Regions from separate parts of the Homo sapiens genome. Here region 1 is linked to region 2. The links are chromatin loops, found by intact Hi-C in ENCODE. Cell type or tissue: sigmoid colon. All regions are shown on one strand. Links, peaks and the distances in the headings refer to the core of each region. The heading gives the core; the rest is flanking DNA. Region 1 has its middle 220 kb from the start of LINC01448. Region 2 has its middle 130 kb from the start of LINC01448.

Region 1 (15,563 bases), core at 4,158-12,157, 86 kb before region 2:
TGCCCAGTTTGAACCTTGATGTTCCAGGTACTTTTTATACAAGTTTGTTTCCCCTTGTGTTTTCTTGCTCAGTTTGAGTCTCACTAGCTTCTTTTCATCCACTTAGGGGTCATTTCCCTGTGTTCCTTCTGCTTGGCCCAAGTGATTAGACACTGACCTAAAGTATCTTGTTGGATTCAGCAATTTGCCTGTTTCCTTCAACTTACACATTACTAAGGCTACAACTGGATTTTTCATTTCTATGTACCACTCATCAGTAATTCCTTCCCTGGTGGCCCTGCTGATTTATAATATTGTCATTCATAGTTCCTGTGATTTTGAACTTTACCATAAAGTATGAACAGGCTTCACTTCTAATGCAAGACATCTGAGTAAAAGGTCAGTGAAACACAATACAACCACCTGGCTAAACTTCTGAAAGAGATTCATGAACACTCATGTGGGTGTGCAAATGCAGGAAATTTCCATGTAAGGAGCTATGAAACAATGAACATCAAAATTCCAACAAGGCAGGAAGTAAGAAAATGTTAACCTTGTCTTCTCCCGGCATGGGGCATTTACTGCAAGTATAGGAAGCAACTGTTGAATAAAGGATTTCTGAAAAAAGGGGAAAGTCTAGTAGCATTCAACCTTGAAGTTAGCTCTTTCCTGCCTAAAACCAAGGTTATTTTTAAGTCTTCTCTACCATGTAACTGCAGAGAAGGCTTTACTTTTCTAAGCAAAAATTTTTTTTCTCCTTTGACAGAGAGCAACCATAATGTAAGAAAATTACATTCCCCACTGCTCATGCATTTCTCAAATATGGTAGGATGCTTGTTATTCTATTGGGAATTCTGAACAAACAGGCATTGATGACTGGGTAAAATTGGCAACCAAGGACAGAAGCAGCTGAAGACCTGCACAACCGAAGGCAGTGAGACAGGAAGCCTGTTGCTGCGTGAATGTGTTGCCATCTTACCACCTGTGGTGTTTAATACCTCCCTCTTCGCTTCTCATCAGGCTCCAGCCTTGCTCCCTGTCACCAGGAAGGTCCAATCCCTGCTAGCACAGGCCACATTCTGAACAGCTTGATGCCACCTCTATTGGGAGGACATGATGATTGTAATATTTAGGATTAATCTACAATGATCAAGGTGGAGACAAAGAGGAGTAATCCTAGCTCATCTGATGAGGCTTTTTAAAGGCTAACCCTCCAAGCCTGTTTTCTGAGACTTTGCAAACATCATACCTAATGTCCAACATTTTTGCGAGGCTGAAATGAAAAGTGTGTGTGAGGCACCTGGTACTGTACCTAGTATAGTACACACTCCATAAATATTAAAGTCTGTCCCTGAAATCCTCAAGCAGCAAATGACAATATGAACATTTTCTTATCAATCTATGGAAATAATAGATTAATAGGGGCTGAGGGACATTGAGAACAGCCAGTTCTGCCATAGAAGAGCCATTAGGGCACATTTTGGCATTGCCCCACCATTAAGGTCATTGTTTCAACTATTTTCATCCTAGACTCTTAGTTTGACAAACACATATAGATACCAAAGGCAAGATTTTCACTCTTTTTTTTGCTTACAGTTTTGCCTGTAAGTTGTGAAAATGAGAAAGAGAATGCTCATTATTTTATGTTGGATTCTGAACAAATAGGCATCAATATCTCAAGTAATTAATGTAACGTGTTTAGGCAAAATTGTGCTTGAAATATACAGCAGTCTGGATGTTACCACCCCCTTTGTTAATATGACCAACATAGAAAATGATGTATCTATGTGAAACATAATAAATTATCAAGAATATAGTCTGTTTTCTAGCTAAATATGTTAACCGCATACTTTTTTTCTGTACCTGAAAACATTCATTAAACATCTGTTAGCAAAAGGGCACAAACTAGTTTATATAGCCATCCTGTTCTGTGGGCTTGATGATGTTGACTTAACTGGAGGCAGACATGTCAACATGCTAGAACCAGGATTCTTCACCCTAAATGTTCATCAGGAAAAAATTATTCCTCAATCAATAGCTGTTCACAAGATTTTAGTCATAAAGTGTCCTGCGCCATCCTACGTTATTCACTTTTTTCTCCTCTCTATTCTAAGTGAAATCACCTAGCCCAGGAACCCTTCCCAGTGGGCAGTCACAGGGAGAAGTTTTGTTTCATGGCCGAGAAGAGGACATGCGAACCCAGACCAGCTGTTACATAGGCTTATCAGGGGCTTACAAAGTGGTTTACTGTAAACAGAACCACTGAGACACTTCAACTCCTTCTTGAACTAGGAATACAGAGAGAATGAGGCAGTTGACAATGAGAGTTGAGACTCACAGGATGGCATGTATAGAGGGAATTTAGGGTGGCCATAGTGAGCCATAGGCACTGAAGTGGGCCAGGAACAGAAAAAAGAGATGCAGTAAAAAATAAGCAAAGCAAACAAGCAAGCAAACAAACAAAAAACAGAGTAGAAAACACAGAAATCAGTTGATACCAGAACAGGAAAAAACAGATGCCTGGAATGTTTCAGTTGTATTAATACAAGAGCAGTAGAGCAGAGGTGTGGATTGTTGCTACTGAAGTCTTTAGAATATCCTTAGGCTCAAGGTCACCCTTCAAATCTAGTGTCCACAAGGAGCTGGCTCCAATTATAACTCATGGCTTCACCCACTCCTCTTCTTAGCACCCTCATGAGATTTTATCTTCCTTCTTACTCTATGTGTGTTCTTAATAAGCAGCCCTTTTAATTGAACTAACTTGAGTCTCTGAAACTTGCAACCACAAAAGTTAGCTCTATTTTATTTCTCAGTCATGTGTTTTTCCACATTCGAATATTGAATTTTATCACAGATTTAGGCTCTGAACTCTTCTTGCCTCTTTGTGTTAAATGAAGAAGTGGTGCTTCCTAGGATTCTAGAAAGTAGCATAACGAAATAGTAACTGGAAATTCATTATGAGTTTTTTGGCTTTTCACAAATTGTAGTCCCCATTTTGCCATTCTTCTGCAAATTTGGCTTCATCGTTTCAAGTTTCCCTATGAGTTTTCTCAGCTCTGGTCCTAGCTGGCCCACATATCTTGTTAAGATAGCTCTGAGTCCCTCTGTTTTCAATGACAGGTTAACTCATGTGCAAAAGGACCACAGTGAAGTCAGGTGCTGCCTTGTGACTGTCACCTTCCAAAGAAATGTTTTTAGTGTTCTTATTATAAAAGTTATATACGCTTATTGAAAAAAATAAGAGACAGCAGAAGAGTAAAAAGAAAAAAATCATCTATACTTAGAGGAAAATAATCATGGTTAAAATGTATTGTTTTATCCTAATTTCTTTGTACATGTTGAGAAATAGTTGAGATCGTAGGGGATATATGTTGCTGAAGCCTCATAACTTACTTAGCACCGTAGTATAAACATCTTTCCAAGCTTTAAAAAACTCTTTGTAAACATTAGTCTTAATCATGGCACAACAGTCCACCAAATGGAATTTCATCACTTACAATATACTCAATAATTCCACAGTGTTAAACATTTGTTTACAATATTAGGCTAATATAAATAATTATGTAATGGACATTTAGTCCATGTTTTGAATGATTGTTTTCAGATGGATTTCTGAATGTGTAACCACTGGGAAAGAGTGTACTTTAGCATTTATAAGGCCATTTAAAGGCTCTTTTTTTTTTTAAGAGAAAACTTAGAGGCTGTTGAGATTAAACAGCTTGTCCTTTATGGCATCTAACCAACTATCATGAACACTGGATGGCTGAATAGCTATCCTGAGACCAAGATGTCAGATGCTCCAATGACTAAGGCTGTTTGTACCCCTACCAAATTTTGTGGTTTGGAAATGTCACACAGTCATAGCCTGATTTTCTACTCAGAAACTTTGACTAGATGAGCAATCTTGGCTCACCTCAAGTAAGAGTTAGATGAATTCGATTTCTGTGTTGGGTCCTAAAGAGATTGTTATTAAAAGTGAAAATATGTATCAAAAGTGTTTACATATGCATCCATATAAAATAGCCCCCTCCATCTTCAAGACCAGTTGTGTGGCAGGAGATGGGAGAGGAGCTCGGACTGGTAAGAAAAAGCTCTGCATGACCCAATCCCACCTCTGCTTCTAGGAGAGAAATCTGCATTTACCTTCTACATATTTTTCCTCTGGATGAACTACCTTTTGAAGAAATTGTACTTGGGAGCTGGGTGGGGGAGGGGGTGGGAGGAATTCAAAAGCACCAATCTCAATATAGGTTTGTAAAAGAGAAGCTGAATACGTTTAGCTGCTTTCTTAATTTTACTGTAGTCCCATGACTTTGTTTGAAGAACAATCCATTTTCAAACTCTCTAAAAATACAACTTTAATGCATGTATCAAAATACATAAAGAGAAATATAAGTGATAAGAGGATTTATGACTTGTTATTTAATTTTCTTTTCAACATCTTTTTCTTTCTTTTTATTTTTTGAGTTGGGGTCTGGGTTCAATGGATCCTCCCACCTCAGCCTCCAGAGTCTCTGGGGTTACAGGTGCGTGCCACCATATCCAGCTAATTCTTTTTGCACAGATGGAGTCTCACTGTGTTGCCCAGGCTGGCCTCCAACTCCTGACCTCAAGCAATACTCCTGCCTTGGCCTCCCAAAGTGCTGGGATTACAGGTATGAGCCACTGCATCTGGCCTATCAACATCCATGTTTAAATGATTTTTAAAAATATTCCGTGTTGGATAAGGGCCTTTTATGTACAAACCTCTAGAAATTCTATTACTGAGGCATTGTGGTACTTGTAGTCTTCTAGAACTGTTTCTCAAACAAAATAGCTGATTCTCCAATGACATAAAATGTCCATGAGAAAACAGCAGCATCACACAGAAAACAAGTTACAGAAGCTGCAGTTGTTCATTCATTCACTCAACAGACATATTTGAGGGCCTCCTGTGTACCATGTGTTGTGCTAGATGCTGACTATACAACATTAACCAAGGCCTAGTTTTGTCCTCAGGAACTTATAGCCTTATGAGGAAACATGCACAACAAAAATAAAAATAGCACAGGGTAAATGTTAACATGGAAACTTTGTGGGGTGAAGGGGGAATAGAGAAGAAACGTACATCTCTTAGGGAGAAAATGGGAAAAATTTACAAGGAAGGAAAAATTGAGCTGAGGACAGGGCTGGGTTCATGGCATGCACATGTCACCTAAAGCCAGCTTCTACAGCATCTCATGCTTAGCTCAGTGCTCTACTCTTGCTATCTTGAAATTCTTCATACTTTTTAAACAAGGGGACTGTATTTTCATTTTATACTGGACCCCCAAAATTATGTGCAGTAGCTGGTCCTGGCCGAGCTAGGTGATGAAGTGGGTGAAAGTTTCTTAAGCAAATGGAGTAGTAAGAGATGGAAATGTGAAAGAATGGGAAATGTAAAATCTACTGAGTTGTGTAATTTGACTAAGTTACATGTTGGGGTGGAGCTGGAAGTGTAGAGATGATGAGGTAAGGCAAATCGTAGGACCTGGATCTTGAAGGGTCTTGGGTTTGTTGCAAAAGAGCTTAGATTTTATCCCATGAGTGATATAGTCATTCAAAATTTTGACTGAGTAAGTAGCAAGAGTACATAGAATGAGAAAAGCAGCAGGCCTAGCAGTGTACTCTGGAAAAAATTAAAATACAAGGCTTGGGTAGGGAAATTGGAATCAATAAAGTAAAGAGAGAGAATGCATGAAAGGCTACATGACTGGGAGAGTAGCATTACATGCTAACCAAAAGAACAAGCTTTAATCAGTTATTTTTAAATTGAGAAAAAAATTCTATATGTTTGTCATATACAACATGATCTTTTGAAACGTGTATGTTGTAGAATACTTAAACTGAGCTAAGTAGCATGCATTACCTCAAATACCATTTTTTGGTGGGAAGAACACTTCAAATCCACTATCAAATCCACTGTGATTTTGAAGAATATTATATATATATTTTTTTCTTTTTTTTTTTTGAGACGCGGTCTCACTTTGTCGCCCAAGCTGGAGTGCAGTGGCTCAATCTCGGCTCACTGCAATCTCCGTTTCCCAGGTTCAAGCGATTCTCCTGCCTCAGCCTCCTGAGTAGATGAGACTGCAAGCTCATGCCACCACACCCAGTTAATTTTTGTATTTTTAGTAGAGATGGGGTTTCATCATTTTGGCCAGGATGGCCTTGATCTCCTGACCTCGTGATCCGCCTGCCTTGGTCTCCCAAAGTGCTGGGATTACAGTCATAAGCCACCGTGCCTGGCCAGAATATAATATATTCTTATTAACTACAGTCATGTACAATAGATATGAACTTATTTCTTCTGACTGAAATTTCGTATCCTTTCACTTACAAGTTTTTGAAAGGAAGGGGCAGTCAACAGCAGCAGGGAAGGGGTGATTGCATTGCTCATCCTCACAGCCCATTGCAGCTGCACCTTAGCCATGTTCCTGTCCTCTTGGTCCAGGTGTTCTCCCTAGTCCTCTCACCTTCCTTTGTGCATGTCTCCTGTGGGTTTCTCTTTACCATTCCAAAGTAGTCCCAGGCATCCTAAAGGCACTCCATCCTTCTATTGGCAAGGATTGGGCAAGAATTGATGAAAACTCAAAGCAGAGTCTGACAGATCACCAGCTTGCCATGATATGTGATTTAAATCAGCCCAAACCACCCATGCAAGTACCATGGTTTGGGTGTCAATCAAAATAAGTACTTGGCTTCACACTCCTGTGTCTTCATGCTGTTGTGCTCAACTTTCTCCTTTCACCTCACAACCTGCTTCGATTCTGCAGCCCCTGCTTCCTGGGGTTCCTGGTCTTGTTGCCTCTCTGCATCCACTCTTTGCCTTGGGACTTGGCAGAGCAGCCACTCTTGGTGTTCCTGAGGATGTGCCTTCCTGTACCTCCTGGTTCCTTGCATTTCTGGCTTGCCTGACCTAGGTTTGAGCCCTTGGATCCCACTGGAATGATTGCTCACTTGGTTTGCTGCCATGAACCCTACCCATCATGATGGTGACACACACTATCTTGTTCTTGCTGCTTTTCAAAACCCCAGAGTCAAATCCACCATTTAAAATCAATAATACAAGAGCTATGTCCCTTCTCTTCTACACTTTGACATTTTCCACAAGATGATCGTTTATTGAAGTCCCTACAAATGACAGCCTGAGGCTGAATGGAGGACAGGACGGTTGTCCTGAGGATACTTCGTGTGGGAATTCTACGTCAATCTTGTCTTCATTTACTCCATCATCTCTGTTCTTGTGTGACTCTGCTGGGTGGGTTCTCTGTATAAGTGGGCTCTTGCATGAGTCATTTCTCAAGTGAAAATACATTTCCAGTGGCTCATTTTCAAGCTTTAAGATAGCATTTTGAACTTTATATACATATAGATATAAGCTTATATATATAATACCCACACATATATATGCTATATATGTGAGGTACATAATTTCAGAAATCCTTAATTTCTCACATACTTATTTGGTAGTAACATTAAGGGATTATGAAAACATTTTCATTGGACACAGATCCAAATGAAAAAAATAAAAGGGAAAAACACTATAGAAATCCCTGGCAAGGCATTGGGTAGTAGGTGCCTGGTATCCATCTAGCTAGACTAGTGTGTACATCTGGCTATGATACAAGTTTTGCCTTCCTAAAAAAGGTTTGGAACTTTTATGTTAGGAAGGAATGCAGGACAAGATCTTGGTTTCTTAGTTTGGACAAGCTTCCTGTTGAGTGGTTGGAGCTGTGCTAAGAAGCTGTTTTAAGAGTGTGCATGTGTGCAGGAGGTAAGGACCCAGGCCTGGGAGAGGAACTGAAGGACAGGCAGAGGTTATGACAATGGGAGGATTCACTTGCCTTGCCATGCCAAGCCTCAGCTGGTGCAGCCTCCAGAGGTCATGTGAGCATCTGTTTCATTGGATTTAGAATGACAAAAAAATATGGTCTCTTGATAATTATTTGCCTTAAAAAGAGCTAAATAGTGGCTTTCAATAAATAGTATATTCTCTTAGTTTTTTTCTATAATATAAAATATAAGGTAACATACAAGAAAAATCCATCCAGGTTTCCATTAGTCTAAAACCCTTTGCCAATTGTAACTTTTCTCAGGGGGTTTTTCTAGAAGCCATTGGGCCAATTATTGTGCCCTGGAAATGTGCGAGGGAAGAGCTAGCAAATCGCCCCTGAGATCTGTATCGACTCATCCCTTAGAGACAGCAAACGGCATATCCCCAAGCCCTGAATATCTTCCTGCCAAACTCCTCTGGGTGCCTGTGTGATAGACATGTGTCTGATCCACAGGGTGGAGGCACCTAACTCCACCCCTCATTACCATTTTCCTTTCAGTCATGTGCTTTCAGCTGCACCTGTTGTCATGCTTAGCCCTATAACTGTTTACTTTGATCTTATTGAACTTGCTTGTAATAACTTTTGCGCATTCATTGGACAAGCTATTACCAGACCCACACAATATTCTTAAGAAATGCATGGTTTAGTCTGAGTAAATAGGCAGGTGAGATATATTTGTAGAGCTTAAAAATAATGAGCTGTTCGGTCAATATGTCACCCTTCACAGATAAGTAGCTGATCTTGATATATATATATATATATATTCTGAAAGTTCATAGGGAATCACTGAATTCACACAAATAAGTAGATTGGTTTTCAAATTACTTGTGGTGAAAATGAATTTATTCATCCCTTAAATATACCTAATAAATAGCTGCAAATGGGAGAATTGCTTACCTTGAGTTTTTAAACAATTTAATTCTGTATTTATTATAGGATAATGCTCTTGGTAAGAACGTAAAGCATTAGCTTTGGGAAAAAGAAGATTTACTATTTTCCACTCACTGATCCATCAAGGAAGACTCTACTCCAAGGCTCTGCTCCTTGTTCATCTATGAAACAAATTACAAGAGAGAATATGGAGTGGACAACGGATGCACCCAGATCAGTAGCTAATAATGTCTAAGTCAGTGCCCTGGAGCCAATCTGTTCCTCCTCTCCCCACCCCCATAAATAAAGGCAATGCAATTTCCATCACTTTGAAAGTCCCTTTTAAATTCTCACTTGAGAATTACTGAGTTAGTGCAAAATGCATACCCTAACAAAACAAAACGAAATAAAGCAAAACAAAACAAATGCCTTGAGTTCAGTGTACCTACAACCAGATGTAAAGTTTAATTTTTGAGGCAATGGTGTCATAAAGCACCCAATCACTTTTGCTGAGATAAAATTAACTCATTTGCACATCCACTCCATGAGACTCCATGTGAATGACCTGTCCCATGCACCTGTTGAGGCACAGCTTGGGGTGGACACCAGGCAAGATCCCAAGATAGGCTAGAACTGTGGGCAGAAAACCAGCAGGCATGCAGGTCCTGTCCATGAGAGTTTGGGCCCAAGTGCCCAGGGTATTAGTCAGAATAGGCACCCCATTTCCCCTGCTGCTCACTCCTTCAAATGGAACGAGTGTGCCAGTGACCTTGGTGTGCAGGAATTAACACTTGTAGCTTAAGCATCGGGCAGTCTGAGTTCAGATGCCAGCTGTCTAGAGGGATGCTGAGAAATGCCAACAGCTCAGAGTCTGAAGACGTGGAAGATCCAGAGTCCTGAGGGAAACTGAGCTGTGTGTAGCCCTGCCCCTGGGAGACCAGGGAGATGGGACCTCTAGTGCCAGATCATTCCCAGGAAATTGGAGTGAGCCCTGCACACAGCAATACATCAAATTTTGAGAAGTTCTTATTTTATCAGACACTAATACTGCTGATTCCTTAAGTGACTTTTTAACAGTTTCTAATTATCAAGAAATGAGGCAGTATCTTTCATTCTAAGAGCCTAACGCCTCATGAATTTAAAGAAGACTTTTTAAATTGTAAAAATAATATTATGATAAAGCAAAAACTCAAGCAGTGTAGATAGGTAGCAGATAAAAAGTAAGTCAAATCAGTTTCTAATATATTTATTTTGTATATACACTAAAATATGGTTCTAATATTTTTTCAATCTTAATCTTGGGTAGTTTAAGGAGAAAATTGTATCATGTCATCTGTAAAAGTGATAATTGGTATCCTTTCCAGTAGCCTTTTATATCATATTTACATAGTTATACAATTTATATTACACACACACACACACACACACACACACACACACTCACACCTGATAGAGTTGGCTTTTCTTTTTTTTTAATTTGATTCTAATGGACGTGCTTCTAGGATAGCATATCCCAAAAAGGTGTATATTAAAAATTGTTCAAAAGAAGTTTAATATGAGTATTGTGAAAAAGTTCTGCATTCTCAAATAAAAGTGGTAGAAAACACTATATTTAAGAGTTAAACTTGGTGTTTGGATTTCTCAGAGCCTTTAATAGGCTAATTAGGACTTTAAGGTGACTCTCCAAGGGGAACTGGTCTGTTTGGCAAACTGGTCCTTGACCTCAGGACATATGTACATGAAACTGTTATTAATCTTTTAGTATGTACTATATCACGAACATCTTCCTGTGTTGTTAAATATTCTTCTACAACTGTTTCTAATCAAATATATGGAAGCTGTTAATTTTCTTACACTCCTAACAGTTTTTGCTTTACATGTTTTCAGGTGCAGTTCAGATTTGTGGCCCTGAATTTTATACAATTTTAGGAGTCACTTTTTAGACAAAGAGTACAAAGTCAGAAGCACGAAATTGTTAGTATGCCTGTTTGTTTTCTGCTGCTATATCTTGAATGGGAATGTTGTCTGCAATGAACACAAAAATCTCTCTCTCTCAATATCTTTGCTTTATTTGATATTAAAATTGATCTCCCTGCCTTCGCTTTTCTCTTTGCTTTATCATTTTGTTTTTGTCAGCTTCTCTTGTATTTATTAGAAAAATATGAAAACCAAAAGAATTTGCCTTGTAATAAGATACATTAAATTACTTCTGAAAAGGTTTCATGTCATCCACAAATAAAGAGCTGATTCAGAAAAATTTTAATAGTAGTAATAGTATTTACAGAAACAATTCTAATACTAACAGTGGGTACTCACTATGTGCCAAGCATTGAGTTATCTACTTAATATGGATTACGTTTTGATAGCACAAATCCTATAAGATAGGTACTACTAATATTCACATTTCATAGATGAGAACGCTGAGGCATGCAGTATTAGACAGCCGTGAGTGTGGAGACAGATTCACACGGAGCCCACTGAGAGTCTGGCCTTTTATGAGGAAGCTTCCTCCCTCTCTTCAACAAGAAGTCCGGGTCTGCATCGCCCTGCTGAGGATGCTACTATGCAAACGCAGGGAGTCTACAGATTACAAGTGTAATAACATAATGGAATATTTTATATAAAATCTTGAAACAGACAGATTTCACATCAGGAACTGTTAGCATGATGTCATGTGATTCTAATGCCTATTAAATTTTAAAGATCAATCAATAAATTATAAATAAACAAATAGTGACCTACAAATGTCTAAGTGAAGGTGGGGGCTCCGGGGAGGGGGAGAGAATTTGAAAAGTCTGCTCGACCCCTTGGCAGCGATTCCAAGGCTAAGGGAAGCTCCCTCTCAGGTGCCTGACAGCAGGAGCAGCCGGATTTTGGAAAGGGAGGAGGCCGGGACGCATGCAGCTTGGTGGGGGCTGTGTCCGAGGTCCGCAGGGAGAAGCTGAGCGACAGCCCCAGCAGGGACCTACTGCTGGCGCCCACTCCCCGCGGCCGCTGGCCAAGTGTGGGCTCTCGGGTTCGTTTCCACCCAGCGCGGCGGTGTTATTCGGAGAAGGAAAATAAATGTCTGCGGTTGCTCTGCCGGGCTGCGGGGGCGGTGCCCTGGAAGGAGGGGCTGTGCATCTGCACCATTTCTAGGAATGTCCGCCCTCTGGGAACCCAGCCCTGAAGTGCTCTGAGAATGAGCCGTGTTTACGGAAAGCCTCTGTCTCATGCTCCGCATTCTCCGTTCTGATTCTGACCACAGCAAGAGTGGACGCTCTCCACGCCTGGAGATTCCCATTCCAGCTTAGCCTTGCCAGGCACCCATTCTTATCAGGGCTGCAAGATCTTTCCCCTTGGGACCCCAGGGTCCCTACATCCCCTCTCAAGGGCTTAAGCTGCTCTGATTTCAAAAGGCATGCATTAGGGTGCCCCCTCTGCAGCCTAACCACTTCCCACACTGCGGAGCAGAGCTGCTAACCAGTCCTCTCATTCCTGCTTGCTTTGGCTAGCTTTCAACACCCCAAATCACACACACCAAATGCAGGTGGCTCTACCTGGGAAGGGGAAACGATTTATTGTGAGGGGCATTTTGCATGTTGCTCAGTGAGATGAAGGCAAGCTTTGAGGAAAAAGTTCAGCTTTTTATTTGGCCTCTTATCTTTGAAAGTCTAATTAATGAATCCACAAGTAGAGCATTTACCTGGACATTATAAAATACTTTGGATTTTCCTAGCCTCTGTGCCATCCCCTGATGAACCCTGAAGCTCTCTTTTTCATTATGTGTCTCAGAGCAGGCAAACTCCAGGAAGCCCAGCCTGGCGAACGCTTCCCATCAGACAACTCTGTCTGGAGCCACCATTTGAAAATATCCCCAAGGCTATTGTATTCAACCTTTACTTAAAGATCATTTCTATGAGGCATCCAATTTCTGCGGCTCCCTTGGGCTGCGGTTTAAGACAGGCTTCACAGTATTTACTGTTTATAGTTTTGAGCTGACAGCTATTTAAGGGCAAGAGATTTCATCTGCCACCATGTCTCACAGCTTTTGCCACCAACACATTTACCAGACGGAACAAGCTGGAACTTTGTGAAACCAAGGAAACAAGTGTAATATGGTTTAGGGGGAAAAAAATTAAAATTTGGAGTTATTTTCCTGCTGATTGTTTCTGTGTGCTCCGTCACATTGAATTATGGGGAGCTGGCGTATCAATGGCATCTGTATGGCCTGCAATAATAGCCACTTGTTCATCAGACATGTAGGATGGTTGGCTCTACTGATCTTGGCTGAGATCACCTACATTCATGGCTGGCTGTTGGCTGGGGTGACCGGGGTGACTGATCTCTGCTTCCCACGCCTCTCATCCTCCAGCAGGCTAGCCTGGGCATGTCATCAGAGTAAAGCAGAAGCACAGCAGAAATACTCGCGGTCTCTTGAGACCTAGTCTCAGAATTAACTTACCATCAAGTCCAGTGAATTCTAGTCTAAAGAAAGTTCAAGGTCAGCCAATTTTTAAGGCAATGGGAGAATAAACTCTGGAAAGAACTGTAAAGTCACAAAAAAAATCACTGGACACAGGGAGGTTTGAAGTATTGGTGCTATTAATACGATCCACCATGGTTGTATACATGCCTTTCTCCTCTTCCCTGGAGTTCTTCCACCATGTCTTATTTATCTTTCTGTCTGCCAGTTCTTAGGACAGCACATGGCATGTAGTCAGTATTCACTAAGCAACCTTGCATTACTTTGCGCATGAGTGCACATTAGAATAGGCTCCGATACTACAACTACATTTTAATTTTTTTCTTGCAACAATTACATCAGTATTAGAGATGCCTCATTGCCCTCCACCCACACCTACTTCCAGCATTTCCTCTTTACATTTCCCTATCATGTGTCTAGGTCTGGATTATTTTTATTTATCTACTCAGCATCCAATGGAGCTTTTGATATATTGCATCATTTTTGGAAAAGATGTAACCATTTTCTGTTTGACGAATTCTCCTCCACAATTCTCTCTATTCTCTCCTTCTGGAATGCATATTATGTGTATGAATCAGACTTTTCTTATTACATCCTTCATGTTTCTTAACTTGTTTGTTTATCATCTTGTCATTCTCTTTTTTTTCTCCTCTTTTCTGTCTCAGGCTATGTCTAGTTTTGTTGTTGCTGTTGTTAATACTTCTCTCTTCAGTTATGTCTAATATGTTAACAGAGTACCTCACATAGGGGCTGTAGCTTAGAATCACCTGGCAGATTAACAAAATATCAATGCCTGGTCCCACCCCTAGAATTTCTGGTTTAATCGGTGTGGGTCAGGAGATGGACATCAATAACTATGATGCGTAACCAAGGTTAAAAACCATTGATTACAACTTTTTTTTTTTAGAATTTTTTCTCAGTGACTGTATTTTTTTCAGCGTTTCTACTGGAAAAAAAAATCCACTGACTCTTCTTTCATAAACTCTGTTTTTATTTTTATCATGCTATTTCTTCCATAGGACATTTCAAACAGGTATATTTAGATCTCTTTTAGATTGCTCCATTATTTCTAACTCCTAAAATGTAAATTCCCTCATTAGTTGAGTCTGTAGACTGTTATGATGTTGAACTTCTTCAAAAGCTTTATAATTTTTGACTATGAATTCATCTTGCATCTTGTGCCTTGGGTTATAAGGACCTCCTAATGGATTGTTTTCACACTTGCCTGTGCCTGGTCCTGTGGATTTCATCGGCTCCCAGTGATGTTTTATGTAAGTGCATCTTCTTAAGGTTTATACTACACACACAGCTCCGACTCAGGGTCTGTATCTAGCCACACATAGGCTTGGTGTTCTGAGCTCAAGCAAGTAACATGTTTCACAGCCATTACCTGGGGCAGAAGGCTAATTTCCAATCTGGAGGGTAAGGATATCTGGATTTTTATTTGTGAACTCACAATATATTCCCCAGTTCACGTGGGGAGCCCAATTCTGGCTCCTCAGCTGGCATTTGTCATTGGGCATCCCCATGTCCAATTCTTGGGCCTGTCACATACCCCTATTTTGTGTGTGTGTGTGTGTGTGTGTGTGTGTGTGTGTGTGTGTGTGTGTGTTTTATTAATATTTCTTTTTTGAGCACTTACTTACATTCTGCACCACTCACCTTGGCAACACATCTTTTGCTTCTTTGTACTATGTAGATTTCCCCTTCATTTTTCTTACTTGGAAATATCCCTTTGGTACTCTTAAGCTAGTACATGTATTTTCTCAATAAAATTTTATTATAGATAGCTTCAAATTTACAAAAATTGCAAAGATAATGCAGAGTTCTATATACCCTATGCCCGTTTTCCCCTCTTGTAAATATTTGATGTTAGTATACTACATTTGTTACATCTAATGAATTAATATTGACATGTCATTATTAGCTAAAATCCATATTTTATTCTGATTTTCTTAGTTTTTACCCATGCTCTTTTTCTGTACCGGGACATTTAGTCATCATGTCTCCTTAGGCTTCTCTTGGCTGTGATGCTTTTCTGGGCTTTTCTTAATGCTACCTCTATCTCTCTGGTCTTCTTTCCAAAAACTCATGACCTCAGTTTAATTATGAGAACAATATCAGGCATCATGTCAAATATAGTCATGTCTCCTTAGGCTTCTCTTGGCTGTGATGCTTTTCTGGGCTTTCTTATTTTTGATGACCTTAACAGGTTTTTAATTTTAAAAAACTTAAAAAAAATTTTTTTTGAGACAAAGTCTTGCTCTGTTACCCAAGCTGGAGTGCAATGGCATGATGACGGCTCACTGCAATCTTGAACTCCTAGGCTCAATGATCGTCCCACCTCAGCCTGCCAAGTAGCTGGGACTACAGTTGTGCTGCCATGCCCAGCT
Region 2 (15,563 bases), core at 3,489-11,488:
GGATTATTTCCTAGAGTCCAAGCCTTATAAATTGTAATGCAAAAGAAATTGATGGTCAAAAACTGTACTCTTGGAATGTTGAATGTAGCAGCCCTGTTCAGAAGTGCATGCTTGTACCCAAATATGACTCTACACATATGTGGTCTAAAATCTGTCTCCAAAAACCAGTCTACTGGAGAAACTGAGGTGACTTGGCATGTACCCACAGGTTTGTGGCACACTAACTGGATGAGTGGTTACAGATGAGGATCACAGAGGGAAGAATCTGGGAATCATGGAGAAAGCTGTAAAGCCCTGACAGATAAGGTAGGTGTAGGACTTGGGCAGAAAAGGGGTACCAAATGACAACAAAGGTCAACTTTGCAACTTCATGGTTTTGTGATGGCTGGGTAACAACCCAAATGTACACACTACCAATTGCCGACTGAATACTCAGTCAACAGCTGCGAGGCAAAACTGATGTTTATGGAATTCTACTTCAAACTATATTTAATATGTTAGAGGTTTGTCATTCAAAGATAATCATTTAAAAATATCCTAAATGGAAAACTACTTAATCTCAGTTTAAAAAATGGACTTTCTCCTAAAATAATAGAAATTCTAGCTATTCAACCGAACAGGCATACTCAAAGGCTCATGCAATAACTTTCTTCAAGGTTTCTACCCTGAGATTCTGTGTTAACTTCTCAGATATTTTCCAGGTCTAAAATTCTATGTGTATCAGAGGTAAATTTTTAAATCATCAGAATCAAAATCATACTGCTGGGTTAGAAAGAACCTTCACTATCAGGTGAGGAGTCCACCTCCATCTGATGATTTGATCTGATCTGCACTTGGATTACTTAGTGATGGGGGGACACACCTCATTCCATGCCTTCAGAGGGTAAGCTTCACTCTCAGGAAGCTCTGCTTTATTTATACTTTCCATTCATTGGTCTTAGGTCTATGCCTTTGTTTTATAGACAATTTCATGTCTTCATAAAGACAAATGTTAAAAATTTTTGAGTTGCTCTTTGGATAAAAAGACATTGGTATAGTTTTGAGTCTTTTTTATCCATCAGATTTTCTTTCTGGTAAATTATACTTTTCATATATTGAACATAACTGAACAGTTTTTTCAAACATCCTAAGGCTTGGTATGTAGCGGTACAACTACAAAACTGAAATGCCTTTTAAAATATAGTCATTTTAAAGGTAATAATTATCTTCAAGAGTGTGAATTCATGAGCAAAAATAGTCGTAGTTGTTATAGGCAAATATTTAATAAATTTAAAACAGAAGAGCTTATTTATTCAGTAAATAGATATTCTTTCTGCCAAGCCCTGTGCTTTGTCTTAGAGATACAGTGGGGGAAAAGGAATAGCTACATCCTCAAGGAGCTATTTTTGGAGAAAAAGATAGGATAACAGGAACAAGATAATAGAGTACATCATGTTAAATGCTACGAAAGAAAAAGTGCAGTTCTACAGGGAAAGAGGAAAGCCATCTAAACAAGTCATAGAGGTAAGGAAGAGAGGTAAGGGAAGGGTGTGTAGGACTTAGCCTGATGAAGGTGGTCATTGTGTTGTTGCGTTGGGCAGAACTTAATGGTGTGGAAGAGGTCTTCCAAAAAGAGAGGTTACTGGGATAGTTTGCAAATGAGAGAAATGGCATGTTGAGAAAACTGCAATTGTTCTTTGGGAAGCCGAGGTGGGTGGGTCACGAGGTCAGGACCAGCCTGGACAAGATGGTGAAACCCCTCTCTACTAAAAATACAAAAATTAGTAAGGTGTGGTGGCAGGTGCCTGTAATCACAGCTACTCGGGAGGCTAAGGCAGGAGAATTGCTTGAACCCGGGTGGCAGAGGTTTGCAGTGAGCCAAGATCACGCCACTGAACTCCAGCCTGGGCAACAGACTGAGACTCCTTCTGAAAAAAAAAAGAAAAGAAAACTGCAATTGTTTACACATAACCTGAGCTGGGAGTTGGGCAAAGGAGGGAAGAGAAGGGAGAGGAGGATGAGGAGAAGAAAAAGGAAAGAGAAGAGATGAGAGTTAGGAGTGGAAGTGAAGAAAAGTTGAGGACTGGGATGAAGAGTTAAGTAAGGTCATGTTCTGATAGTTTCATAAACTATGTTAAGGACTTTAGACTTTGTCTTAAGGGCAGTGAGGGGGCACTGAAAGGTATTAAAAGGACGTACCTTTTAGAAATATTGCATTGGTTGAAGTGTGGAGAAGGGCTGAAAAGGATCCAGACAGGATACAGGCACATGGATCAGAAAACTGTAGGAACAATCTAGGCACAGAATGATGATGGCTTGAACCAAAGGTTGCAAGCCATGAGATGGAGAGATGTGGGAAAATTCCAAGTGTGATATGAAGAAGATGAATGGTGTTTTTCTTCCCCAGGTGGTGGGACTCTCAACGCTGACATCCAGATTTCTGCTTAGGTAGCTGGATACACCAAGGTACCGTTGATCTGGACAGGGGAGCAGTGGTGCACGGGAAGGAACATGAGGTTGTTTTGCTTGTAGTTTTCAAGTTTGATACATTTTGAGGAAATCTGAGTGAAAATATACAGTAGTAGTTTAACTACTGGAGTCCAAAGCTCAGGAGAGAGTTTTGGGGTGGAGACATTTCTGAATCATCAACTTTTGAGTAGAAAGCAAAGCCTCAAGTGTGGATCTCATTGCCCAGGAAGAGTATGAAGAGTGAGGTGACCAGAGACCCACGGAGGGATCCCTAGGAGGTAGTCAGAGAAAGAGGAATCTTCAGAAGACTCTAAGAAACACAGTTAGTGAACTAAAGAATAATATGCACCCAAATGAAAGGGCACAACACTCCAGCTTCATCTCCACCAGCAGCATATGGGTGGCTCCAGCTCCCACTGCAGGGCCTCCTGGGATTCCAGGTCCCAAAGCATGTTCTTGTCAGCTGGCCTTGGCTACCTGGGATGTGAGCAGCTTCTTGCTATTGATAATCTCTGATTGCATCATCTTCCTTTGTTTGGTCTTTCAGCTTTTCTATCGCCTGTGTAACCAATTCCAAGCATTCAATCCTCTCTATGTGAAAGAGTAAAAGTAGTATCTTCTTTCCTGGATGGACCATGACTGGACCATGACTGGCAAAGAGATCCACACTCGCAGTACCTCTCCCACTCCCTCCCCTCCTCCAAACTCTGAAGATAGTTATTTGTTTTGTTTTGTTTTGTTTTGTTTTGTTTTGTTTTGTTTTGTGGTCTCCGCTTAACACTAACTGGGAGCAAGAAGTGCTAGAAATCTAACTGGAAGGTCTGGTTCCTGCAAAAAGTTAAAATCCAGAGTTTCAGAAGCAGCCTGAAAGTTTTAATTATAATGAAAACAGCCACTAGATTTTAGCCCTTGTGAGTTCAGCGTTTCCTGTACATTGCTCAATTCCTGCAATACAATCGCCATCTACTCCTCGTATCAGAGGCAACACATATCTCATTCCTTTCTCGGCTCTTCAGTTCTGTAGGATCCAACGTGCCTGTTGGAAGTACACTGAGGAATAATGACTTTATGTTCATGACATTACCTTCTATGTGCATTTGAAAATTCTTGCCAAGCGTTCGGGACTATGTGGTGTTCTGATGTTCACTGGGGCACCAGAGGAGGCTAACTTTTTCTTCTATTACAATCAAAGCCTAAAAGGAAGAAGAAGCATTCTCCAAATAAGGGGTTCAGTTCTTAAATACAGGATCATTCTGGGGCCCACAGTAAGTGCAGAGTGGGTTTGTTTTTTTTCCCTATTATTTTTGGTTCGTTGTTTTTCCGGTGGGACAGCTATACAAGGTAGAAAGCCATAATTCCACCCCAGTATAATTGGCAGAGCCATTCTGTGAGGCCCCGGGGTTACAGCACCCACACCCTGGCAACGAAGCTGCGGGCCTTCCTGTTTGCCAGCATCAGTGGTCATATTATGGCTTGTGTGCCGGCAGCACCCTTTTCTAATTCTCTTTTAGGAGGAAATAATAAAAGGATCGGAGGATACTTATTCAGCGGCTTGCAGAAAAGACCTCAAAAACCTATTTATTATGCTGCGGTCTACAGGGAATTTGCTTCTGGCGTTTGATTTCAACTAAGATAAACTAACTAATGAAGGAAAATAAGTTTCAGAATCAAAGCTCCTCCTTCTCATTACTACCAGTCTGAGAAATGTTTATAAACTCTCTGTCGTGCATCTGACCTTTAAATAGGGTCCCTGTGGAGTGCTCTCTCTCTCTCTCTCTCTCTCTCTCTCCCTCTCTGTCACTCACTCACTCCTTCTTGCCTTCTCGCTTACCCCCTTTACTCTAAATATCTCCCTTCTTCCATTCCCATTATATTCAATGAGCTCTTTTGTTTTTCTTTATTCCTTTTCTCTTCTCTTTGGCTCTAATCTCTTCTTCTCCTTGTTCCCTTTCTATTCTAAGATCAAAAAATTAACATTCCTCTTAGGGACAAATAGTGCCTTAAGGTGACTTCTATCAGAAGCTCTTTATATCAATTTTCCCCTCTTCTCTTTGTGATGGTCTTTTAGTTTCTCTCCACGATTAGCTTTGACCTCTTCACTGTGTTTCTTCCTTCAGCATCTCCCTGGTACCATGACAGTGACTCATATTAGAAAAGAGTATGATGATTTTTCTTGAAACTTTCCCTTTATATTCCATACTGGAGTTTGTGGTTTGAGGCACTGGATAGATTGAGTTGGCTGGGATAGGTTGTTGTAATCATGACCCCAATGTATTCACACATCTCTGTATGCATGACATTTTGCAAGGTGACTTTCCTGATTCTCTTACAAGAGGTGAAGTCTATTTCTCTACTCCTTGACCAGTGCCTTGTTTTGGCCAATGCAACAAGTGCAAAAGTAATCCAAACAGAGGCTTGAAAGTGCTTGCACATTGGTGACTGCTCTCTTGCTGTCAGTAGCCTTCTGCCACTAGGTGACAAGCCCAGGATGGTGGGCTTCAGGGTGAGGACCTGGTGGTGAGGGCTGAGCAGCCATCCCATATGAGGTCCCAGACAAGAGGTACCTGCAGAATTGTGACATGAGCTCTCAGAGGCGTTTTGTGCCCTTTCAGCTTTCTCTTCCTTTAAATGGATATTTGGGAAAAGTTAAAAATAAGAAAACTTTAAAAATACTATTTAGTATCATTTATCAGTGAAATGACATTCTTAATTTCTTGTTGATAGATTTCACTTTTAAATCTTCTTGTGGTTTCATGAGCAGAGTAACCAATGGGATATATTTGCAGACAAGCCCATTTTTGCCTTTTAATAGTGCATACAATCATGAAAATGCTATTTCTTGTTTGAATTTACTAGGTTTTGGAGTGGGTCACTAGGCAGCACAATCTAATAGTGTCTAAATGAGACAACCCGTGCAAAATGCAAGACACAGTGTCAGGCACATACTGGTTGTTCCATGCTTGTTTGTTGAATAAAAGCAAGAATATTTAACTTATTCTTGAAATAGAAAGTGAAATATTTTTCCAACTTTGAGATCCTCTTACATGGAACTATAGTGCATCTATATTTATTTCTTCATATCTTTTTCTTAATCCTGATGTTAATTTTGCATATGCCGATTTTTAGACACTCATTGAAGGCATAATTGCAAAAAGGTGGAACTAGGGATGGAAAAGCAAAGGAGAGAGGGCAGAAAACAAAGTAGGAGAAAGTTTGTACAGTGTAGTCTTGATTGCTTCTCAGTCTTTTGGCTAAGATCAAGTGTATAGCATGGTCTTGGCTCAGCTACAGAAAGTGGATGTGAAATAATCGTGGCCTTAAAACTACTTGGGAATGGGTTGGAGTGAAGAAGCTGATAGATGTCTTAGAAGAATCAGGTACCTCTTCTGTCTTTTCATGTGCACATGAGGTAGCATTAAGGCTGTGTTTAACTTCTGTATTTGGGAGAGCGGTTGAGAAATACCTACTTAGCTCTGGCAATATGACTGAGTTAAGTAAACATTTCCCAGACTGTTCATATCTCAAGCTCCCAAGTTAACTGCAATTCGAGACCTTAAAGGCATGTTTCAACAGTTCATAATTATAAAGCACTGAACATTTAAATGGAAGACCAAGAACAACAACAACAAAAGAAAATATCAATCAAATGCTTTTTTTCGATATGTAGATCAGCAAAATGAATTACAAGCATTTCATTTACACTTCAAAGATAGAAGATCTTGAAATACCTCAATCACATGAAACAGAGGTTGGCAAACTACAACCTGCAGAATAAATCTGGCCTGCCACCTGTTTTGGTAAATAAAGCTTTACTGGAACACAAACATGCTCGTTCATTTGCATATTGTCTATGGCTGATTTGAGCTACACTAGCAGAGTTGAGTAATTCAGACACAAACCAGATGGCCTGCAAAGCCTAAAATATTTACCGTCTGCTCCTTTAAAGAAAATGTTTTTCCAGCCCCTGACATAGAAGAAGGTAAATGGAAACTACGCTTGTACCTCTGTGAATACCAGTCACTCAAGATGTGTAAAATATCAATGGTATTCTCTTCATATTACCTTTGCTATCTTTGCTATTTCATTTGGTGACCTTGTATTGAGCATTCTGGCTTGAATATGGGACTCAGGTATATCCAGGCAGGGGAAGTGAGAGCTCTAGAAGCCCGCTTTCATGGGGACTGAGGAGCATCTTTGGAGAACTTCATTTGGGGCAAGACCAAGTCAGGAACACAGGGCTCACCTCAGTAACAGAGTGTTGGCTGCCACCAAGGGGCATTTCTGAGTACAGCTCGGTTTCAGTTATTGAAATTTGTTTTCCAATCACAACTTCATCAAACTTACCTTTTCTTTCTCATGAAATCAGGAACCAAAATTATTCTGAGTTATTTCACAGAAGTATCTTTAAGAAATCAGTCATATACAGTGCTGCTTCGCAATCCCTTTGAAGGGGCATAAACACACAAAAATGAAAGGGAAAGAGGCATCTCTCCCTTCAGTGCCACACAATAAATGTCATGCAATTCTGGCAATGTGTTGACTCTGGTAAGGTTTTGGTATCAAGGAATGTGGTGACCAAGATGGTGGATGGCTGTAGAGGGCAGAGTGCCTACTTAGTGAAGCTTGGTTGAACAGAAAGTTTGAACAGAAAGAAGCACTGGCCCTTGGAGCTTGGGCTGCAGTATAAGAAGTGCAGAGGAAACCTCAGCTCCGGCAGAGTGGCCCCGAGGGCCAGGGACTTGGCAGAGCTGGATGATGCTTAGAGACCATCACTCAGCACTCAAGTTTCAGCCAACTTTCTGAGTTACCCCTGACCACACTGGAGTGGAAGAAATAAATATTTTGTTCTCATCAGAATTATTTTTCCCTTTGTTTAAAAGTAGCTGAGGGAATCAGAGTAGATAGGAATCAGAGAATTGCTTTTGTGCCAGCAGGAATATAAGGAAAAGAGAATGTGCCTTCGGTTTGCTCTTCCTCCTAACCTCAAGCCATGAGTTTTTTTCTTCCCCAGGAAGTAATGACCTTTAGGCTCACATGCTTATCTTTACAGGTTTGCAAAGAACCAGTGCAAAAGCCCTTTCACCACACCAGAGAGATTTTGAGGCCAAGCTCCAAAACTCTAAGGGAAAGAGAGGCCAGCTGCTGAGAAAATACAGGTCTCTTTCCAAATCAAAGAAAGACAATCTTTCCCTAACTTTGATCACGTCACTTAATCTTTCATAGTCTAAGCTAAAAAATTAATACTATTTATAGAGAGATTCTTCCAAGAAAGGGGCCCTATGCCTTTTATTTTCAAGAAGTATTTCCTCTATAATGGGTGTAATGTGCTTTCTGGAGGAATGGCTTATATGTAAGAATGATACTTCACCTATAGACCATTGTAAAATTTCCTCAAATTCATCACAGAAGTAAAATGAAAGCTAGGGATGATGGGTAGCCAGCTCCACAAAAAGAGTCTTTATGGTAAAATATATTAGGGAAATGCTAAATTTGAAAAAAAATAAATGGTTTATTTACTTCAGAACTTCTGAGGTTCTTAAATATACCAATATATGAAATGCAGTTTTACATGAGTGATATAATTTGAAGTATTATCCAAATGTATTTGACCACTGGGACCCTTTTGTACACCATAATGTTACACAAAGTGCATTCATTCTTTGCACGTTTTAAAACCTCAATTTATTATGGGACAGGAATTTGCTTAGGATGGTAGAAATCTGGGAGTATGCATTGTGTTAGACAGAACTCTTAGGGCTGAAGGTGATACAAATTCAATGCAAAATAGCTTAACTAAAACCAAAATGCTCTTCTCATGTCGCTGAGGAGCTGGGGTGTGTGACTGAGCAGGGGCTCAAGCAGAGGACTTGCCTCACATACCGCCTCAGTCCTCTCTCTCTCTCCCCTTCCATCTTTCAGCTTTTCTTTTCTCTGGTTTTATTTTTGTTTGATTTTGCTTTGTTTTGTTGTTTCCCCCAAACAGGCTCTTTCTACAAGGTGGAAGGAAAGAATGCTTCTTTTCTGAGAATCTCAGCAAAATTCAGAAAGAGCACTCACTGTCTAACTTTGGTGATGGATCCTCCCCTAATCCAAAAACTATGACAAAGAAATGCAGAATTATAATGGGTTAGGTCGAGGGCATGTGTCCACTCCATGATGGAAGTGAAGAAGGAGTTATTTCCATTCGATCTATATGGAATATGTTATTGATAAGAGAAATCTTATCAATTTAATTTTTAATGGAAGATAAATGAAGAGATGTCGGGCAGGTTGAAATCAACCAATGTCCACTCGGTCCGTTCATGCATACATCATGTCTGGTGGGGTGCCTCCCTGCTTAGGCTTTTAACTTATCAATCCTGGGTCACAGTCATTATCTCTGGTCAAGTAAATTCACTTGGAATGAAACATGTCTGTGACACCTATGTTCTCCTTTATCTTGTACAAAGTATTAACTCTGTAAACCAGAGAGTAAAAAGATTCTCTAAAAGAGTCATTTGCAAAGTGTGATCCTACAGCAGCATCAATACCAGCTTGAAACTTGGTAGAAAGGCAAACAGTTGGATGCCACCCAGACCTACTAAAGCAAATCTCCAGGGTGGGACACAGTAATGTGTTTTCTCAAGCCCTCTAGGTGATGCTGAAGTACACTAAACCTGAGAACCACTGCTATTTAGAGATAGTTCAGAATCACTTAACCGTTGGTCACTTCGGAACCTCAGATAGAACCTTTCTCTTAATAATCTGCATGAGGATCTCTTCTCTGCTCATTTTGATTCAACAGGTGTGGGATGGTGCTTGTTCATCTGTATTTTACCAGAGCTCCAGAAGTAATTTAACTGTGTATTCAAGTTTAAGGACCACTGTTTGAAAAGAGCAAAATGTTTAAGGTAAGGCTGGTAGCTAAATTTCAACAGTGTAGGCAGCCACCACAATTCAAGAACAGCCCGTTAATTGGGACAGAATAGAAACTGACCCCAGGATTTGAAAGCAGCTGTAGCAGAAGAACTCAAGCCAGGAAGGCTAATGAAATGTGATGACGATGAAGGAAGCCCTTTCAAAGGATGTGGTATAACTGAGCAACACTCAGGAACTGAAGAAGAGAGAGGCTCCTGCAACTCAGCAATCCTAGAGATTTGGAAGGGGACAAGGCACAGAACAAAAGAATGTTTGAGCAAAGGCATTAGATAATCTTGCAAGGTCTAGAGGCAGGGCCCTAGGTGGCAACAGATTCTACCACCAGGCTACGGACAATATGCATACAGATATCTTCCAAAATATAGACATTTTCTGTTATTTCAGCTCTCCTGACACACGTGGAAAACAACTCACCAGCAGTGTCATTTTGGGATATAGAAAGCAAAGAGACATAACACCCTTCAACAAGAATCTTGGCAGCATCAGTAATCTCAACACGTATTAAAAATACCAGCAAGTGCTTGATTTCCTGAGGGATAGTTATGCAGAAAAGGGTGACCAGCTGTTCTCCCTTTCCCAGAGGATGTGAGCTTAAGTGGCAATACAGGGGATGCAGGTTATCATAAGGAGATACTTCTGCCAAGAAAGTCTTGAGATGCAGACACTAAAATGGATTATCACGAGAAGCTGAGGAAGGCCAGAGGGAGCTGTCTCCTGGGGTGGGGCCCATTGCACTCAGAGCTCTTCTTGCTTCCCTGAGATAGTCCCTGGTATCTCTGCAAACTCCATCGAAGGAAGCAGACGTGGAACAGTTTCTAATACGTGGTTTGCCAAAACATTGAGGACTTGAGGGAATGAGGCACAGAGCCTGTTAGGTTTAAATAATCCTCTGACGGCTCCCCTGGGAACTCCCTAACAATCCAAATTAGAGCATGCATGCAAGCAATCTATTCTTGAGTATTTAATAAAGGATGTTCCAGTTGGTGGATTTCCGTGACCCTTCGCTTCTTTTTTCTACCTACTTTTAATCATTTCACTGCCTTTTAGCACTTCCACCAAGTGATGGTAGATGGAAACTGGAGAGAAAAACTCAAGTCAGTTTTGCTATAGGTTAGCAGCTCTGCTATAGGAAGTGGCCTCCTAAAACTCAGAGGGACAAAAGCCTGCTTAATAAACACAGTAAAGGGAATGCCGTCTATCTGAAGTCTCCCCAGAAACAGTGTGGTGTAAGAAAGATGGCACAGGATTGACAGTTGGTCAACTTCATTCTCGTACAAATTGAATCTCCGTTCATCACTGGTAAGACTGAGATAAAACCCTTTACCTAGTGGGGTCCTGGTAGGAACCAAATAAGCTAATAAATGCTCAGTGTGGAACACTCTCTCCCTGTGCTGTTAGTGCTGCTAAACCACAGAACCCTGGCTCATCCTTTAAACAGAATCCTGAAGGACCCCAAAACCAGGTCTAAGGGGAGGAAGAATAAATGAAGAAGAAAGGAGCAGTGAAAGGCAGAAATGTAGGAGCTGAATCAATAGCACACAGACTGCTGGGGCTGTTGCATCTCTAAAGCTATTGCCTACTACTGGTACTACTACCACCACCACTATTATTGGGAGTTTATTAAGGACTTGCTGTATGCCAAAGACTCAAGTATATGGCCTCTGATCATCTAACTAGTAAGTGCAGATCCTGGATCAGAACCGAAATATGCCTGAATTCAAAGCCCATGCATTTGTTACACCCTGGATGATGGTGAACAAAGACTAGATTCCAGTGAAGGAATGCTATGTGTTTCTAACTTTTTTTAACGGTTTTTTTTTTAATTCTCCATGCAGACTCTCACTAAGTGAGGTTCCCTAAGCTTGCTCTTACTCCCTGTAATCTGACAGAGCCTGAATATACAACTTGAGTTCCCCCATGTGTTTGCTCCTGACCTCTATTTGATAGAGCAATCTCTTAAGTAGAAACTGGTTTCTGGACATCTTCACGCTAGCATGGTTATTTAATACTATGAATCTCCCTCTGTACACTGCTTTAACTGCATCTCACAGATTTCGATAATTTTTGTTCCATTTTTCTAATTTCCCTTTGGATTTCCTCTCTGACTTATTATTTAGATGTATATTGTTTAATTTTCAACAGTTTGGAGATTTTACTATTGTCTTCCTGTTATTGATTTCTAATTTAATTTCATTATGGTTGGAAAATACACTTTGTTTGATTTTATTTCTTTTAAGTTGTTGTTTATTTTATGACCAAGGATATAATCTATCTTGATAAATGTCCATGTGTTCTTGAAAGGTATGTGTATTCTGTTATTGTTAGATAGTATCAGTTAAATCCATTTGTTAGATAAGTATCAGTTAAATCCATTTGGCTGTGGTATTATATTTGTTCCTCTTTTTCCCTGCTGATTTTATTTCTACCTTTTTACTGATTACTGAAAGAGATGTCAAAGTCTTTAACTATAATTTCTCCTCCTATTTCTCTTACCTTTATTTTGACATTATGTTGTTAGGTATATAAATGCTTAGGCTATTATGTTTATCTGTGATTTTATCATTATGTAGTGTCTCTCTTTATCCCTAGTAATTTTACTTACTGTGAAGTGTACTTTATCTGATATTTATATAGCCACATAAGCTTTTTCTCCATTACTGTTTGCAGTTATCTTCTCTATTATTTTGCCTTTATCCTAACCATATCTTTACTTATTTATTTATTTATTTGTTTATTTATTTATTTATTTTAGAGAAGAGGTCTCACTTTGTTGCCCAGGCTAGCCTCAAACTCCTAGGCTCAAGTGGTCTTCACACCTCAGCCTTCCAAGTAGTGGGGATTACATATGCCACTATGCCTAGCTCATCCATATCATCATTTTAAAATGGGATTGTTTTAGACAGTTTACGGTTTCGATTTTATTTTTATTTATTATGACAATCTAAATACTTTAATTGGTGTGTTTAGATCATTTATATTCCATGTTATTATTTTTATATTTGGATTTAGGTCTACCATTTTTATTATTATTATTATTATACTTTAAGTTTTAGGGTACATGTGCACAATGTGCAGGTTTGTTTCATATGTATACATGTGCCATGTTGGTGTGCTGCACCCATTAACTCGTCATTTAACATTAGGTATATCTCCAAATGCTATCCCTCTCCCTTCCCCCACCCCACAACAGTCCCTGGAGTGTGATGTTCCCCTTCCTGTGTCCATGTGTTCTCATTGTTCAATTCCCACCTATGAGTGAGAACACGCAGTGTTTGGTTTTTTGTCCTTGCGATGGTTTGCTGAGAATGATGGTTTCCACTTTCATCCATGTCCCTACAAAGGACATGAACTCATCATTTTTTATGGCTGCATAGTATTCCATGGTGTATATGTGCCACATTTTCTTAATCCAGTCTATCATTGTTGGACATTTGGGTTGGTTCCAAGTCTTTGCTATTGTGAATAGTGCCACAATAAACATACATGTGCATGTGTCTTTATAGCAGCATGATTTATAATCCTTTTGGTATATAACCAGTAATGGGATTGCTGGGTCAAATGGTATTTCTAGTTCTAGATCCCTGAGGGATCACCACACTGACTTCCACAAGGGTTGAACTAGTTTACAGTCCCAACAACAGTGTAAAAGTGTTCCTATTTCTCCACATACTCTCCAGCACCAGTTGTTTCCTGACTTTTTAATGATCGCCATTCTAACTGGTGGGAGATGGTATCTCATTGTGGTTTTGATTTGCATTTCTCTGATGGCCAGTGATGATGAGCATTTTTTCATGTGTCTTTTGGCTGCATAAATGTCTTCTTTTGAGAAGTGTCTGTTCATATCCTTCACCCACTTTTTGATGGGGTTGTTTGTTTTTTTCTTGTAAATTTGTTTGAGTTCATTGTACTCATCTGACAAAGGAATATTAGCCCTTTGTCAGATGAGTAGGTTGCGAAAATTTTCTCCCATTTTGTAGGTTGCCTGTTTACTCTGATGATAGTTTCTTTTACTATGCAGAAGCTCTTTAGTTTAATTAGATCCCATTTGTCAATTTTGGCTTTTGTGGCCATTGCTTTTGGTGTTTTAATCATGAAGTCCTTGCCCATACCTATGTCCTGAATGGTATTGCCTAGGTATTCATCTAGGGTTTTTATGGTTTTAGGTCTAACATGTAAGTCTTTAATCCATCTTGAATTAATTTTTGTATAAGGTGTAAGGAAGGGATCCAGTTTTAGCTTTCTACATATGGCTAGCTAGTTTTCCCAGTACCATTTATTAAATAGGGAATCCTTTCCCTATTGCTTGTTTTTGTCAGGTTTGTCAAAGATCACATGGTTGTAGAGATGTGGCATTATTTCTGAGGGCTCTGTTCTGTTCCATTGATCTATATCTCTGTTTCGGTACCAGTACCATGCTGTTTTGGTTACTTTAGCCTTGTAGTATAGTTTGAAGTCAGGTAGTGTGATGCCTCTGGCTTTGTTCTTTTGGCTTAGGATTGACTTGGCGATGCAGGCTCTTTTTGGTTCCATATGAACTTTAAAGTAGTTTTTTCCAATTCTGTGAAGAAAGTCATTGGTAGCTTGATGGGGATGGCATTGAATCTATAAATTAACTTGGGCAGTATGGCCATTTTCATGATATTGATTCTTCCTACCCATGAGCATGGAATGTTCTTCCATTTGTTTGTATCCTCTTTTATTTCATTGAGCAGTGGTTTGTAGTTCTCCTTGAAGAGGTCCTTCACATCCCTTGTAAGTTGGATTCCTAGGTATTTTATTCTGTTTGAAGCAATTGTGAATAGGAGTTCACTCATGATTTGACTCTCTGTTTGTCTGTCATTGGTGTAGAAGAATGCTTGTGATTTTTGCATATTGATTTTGTATCCTGAGACTTTGCTGAAGTTGCTTATCAGCTTAAGGAGATTTTGGGCTGAGACAATGGGGTTTTCTAGATATACAATCATGTCATCTGCAAACAGGGACAATTTGACTTCCTCTTTTCCTAATTGAATACCCTTTATTTCCTTCTCCTGCCTGATTGCCCTGGCCAGAACTTCCAACACTATGTTGAATAGGAGTGGTGAGAGAGGGCATCCCTGTCTTGTGCCAGTTTTCAAAGAGAATGTTTCCAGTTGTTGCCCATTCAGTATGATATTGGCTGTGGGTTTGTCATAGATAGCTCTTATTATTTTGAGATATGTCCCATCAATACCTAATTTATTGAGAGTTTTTAGCATGAAGGTTGTTGAATTTTGTCAAAGGCCTTTTCTGCATCTATTGAGATAATCATGTGGTTTTTGTCTTTGGTTCTGTTTATATGCTGGATTACATTTATTGATTTGTGTATATTGAACCAGCCTTGCATCCCAGGGATGAAGCCCACTTGATCATGGTGGATAAGCTTTTTGATGTGCTGCTGGATTCGGTTTGCCAGTATTTTATTGAGGATTTTTGCATCAATGTTTATCAAGGATATTGGTCTAAAATTCTCTTTTTTGGTTGTGTCTCTGCCAGGCTTTGGTATCAGGATGATGCTGGCCTCATAAAATGAGTTAGGGAGGATTCCCTCTTTTTCTATTGATTGGAATACTTTCAGAAGGAATGGTACCAGCTCCTCCTTGTACCTCTGGTAGAATTCGGCTGTGAATCCATCTGGTCCTGGAATTTTTTTATTGGTAAGCTATTAATTATTGCCTCAATTTCAGAGCCTGTTATTGGTCTATTCAGAGATTCAACTTCTTCCTCGTTTAGTCTTGGGAAGGTGTATGTGTCCAGGAGTTTATCCATTTCTTCTAGATTTTCTAGTTTATTTGCATAGAGGTGTTTATAATATTCTCTGACGGTAGTTTGTATTTCTGTGGGATCGTTGGTGATATCCCCTTTATCATTTTTTATTGCATCAATTTGATTCTTCTCTTTTCTTCTTTATTAGTCTTGCTAGCAGTCTATCAATTTTGTTGATCTTTTCAAAAACCAGCTCCTGGATTCATTGATTTTTTGAAGGGTTTTTTGTGTCTCTATTTCCTTCAGTTCTGCTCTGATTTTAGTTATTTCTTGCCTTCTGCTAGCTTTTGAATGTGTTTGCTCTTGCTTTTCTAGTTCTTTTAATTGTGATGTTAGGGTGTCAATTTTGGATCTTTCCTGCTTTCTCTTGTGGGCATTTAGTGCTATAAATTTCCCTCTACATACTGCTTTGA

Evidence for each region. Peaks named below come from ENCODE experiments on the same cell type or tissue, not always from the same donor. Only the 100,000 strongest peaks of a DNase experiment are listed, where the experiment ranks them.
Region 1: a loop joins it to region 2, with 2.2 times the contacts of the local background. A loop is called at or near these places in 2 of 110 quality-filtered maps.

Annotation. Positions count from the first base shown.
Region 1 is chr7:42,481,883-42,497,445 of GRCh38, forward strand. No RefSeq gene overlaps it. Among named protein-coding and RNA genes, the nearest start is that of LINC01448, 220 kb to the right of the region's middle. RefSeq lists enhancers at 11,626-12,126, 11,728-12,022 and a silencer at 11,728-12,022. In sigmoid colon, for the core only: no CTCF peak of the experiment used is centred there; DNase peaks (open chromatin) are centred at 7,797, 9,374, 11,201 and 11,859; H3K4me3 peaks cover 924 bases; H3K27ac peaks cover 660 bases.
Region 2 is chr7:42,568,179-42,583,741 of GRCh38, forward strand. No RefSeq gene overlaps it. Among named protein-coding and RNA genes, the nearest start is that of LINC01448, 130 kb to the right of the region's middle. In sigmoid colon, for the core only: CTCF peaks have their summits at 6,727 and 6,927; no DNase peak of the experiment used is centred there.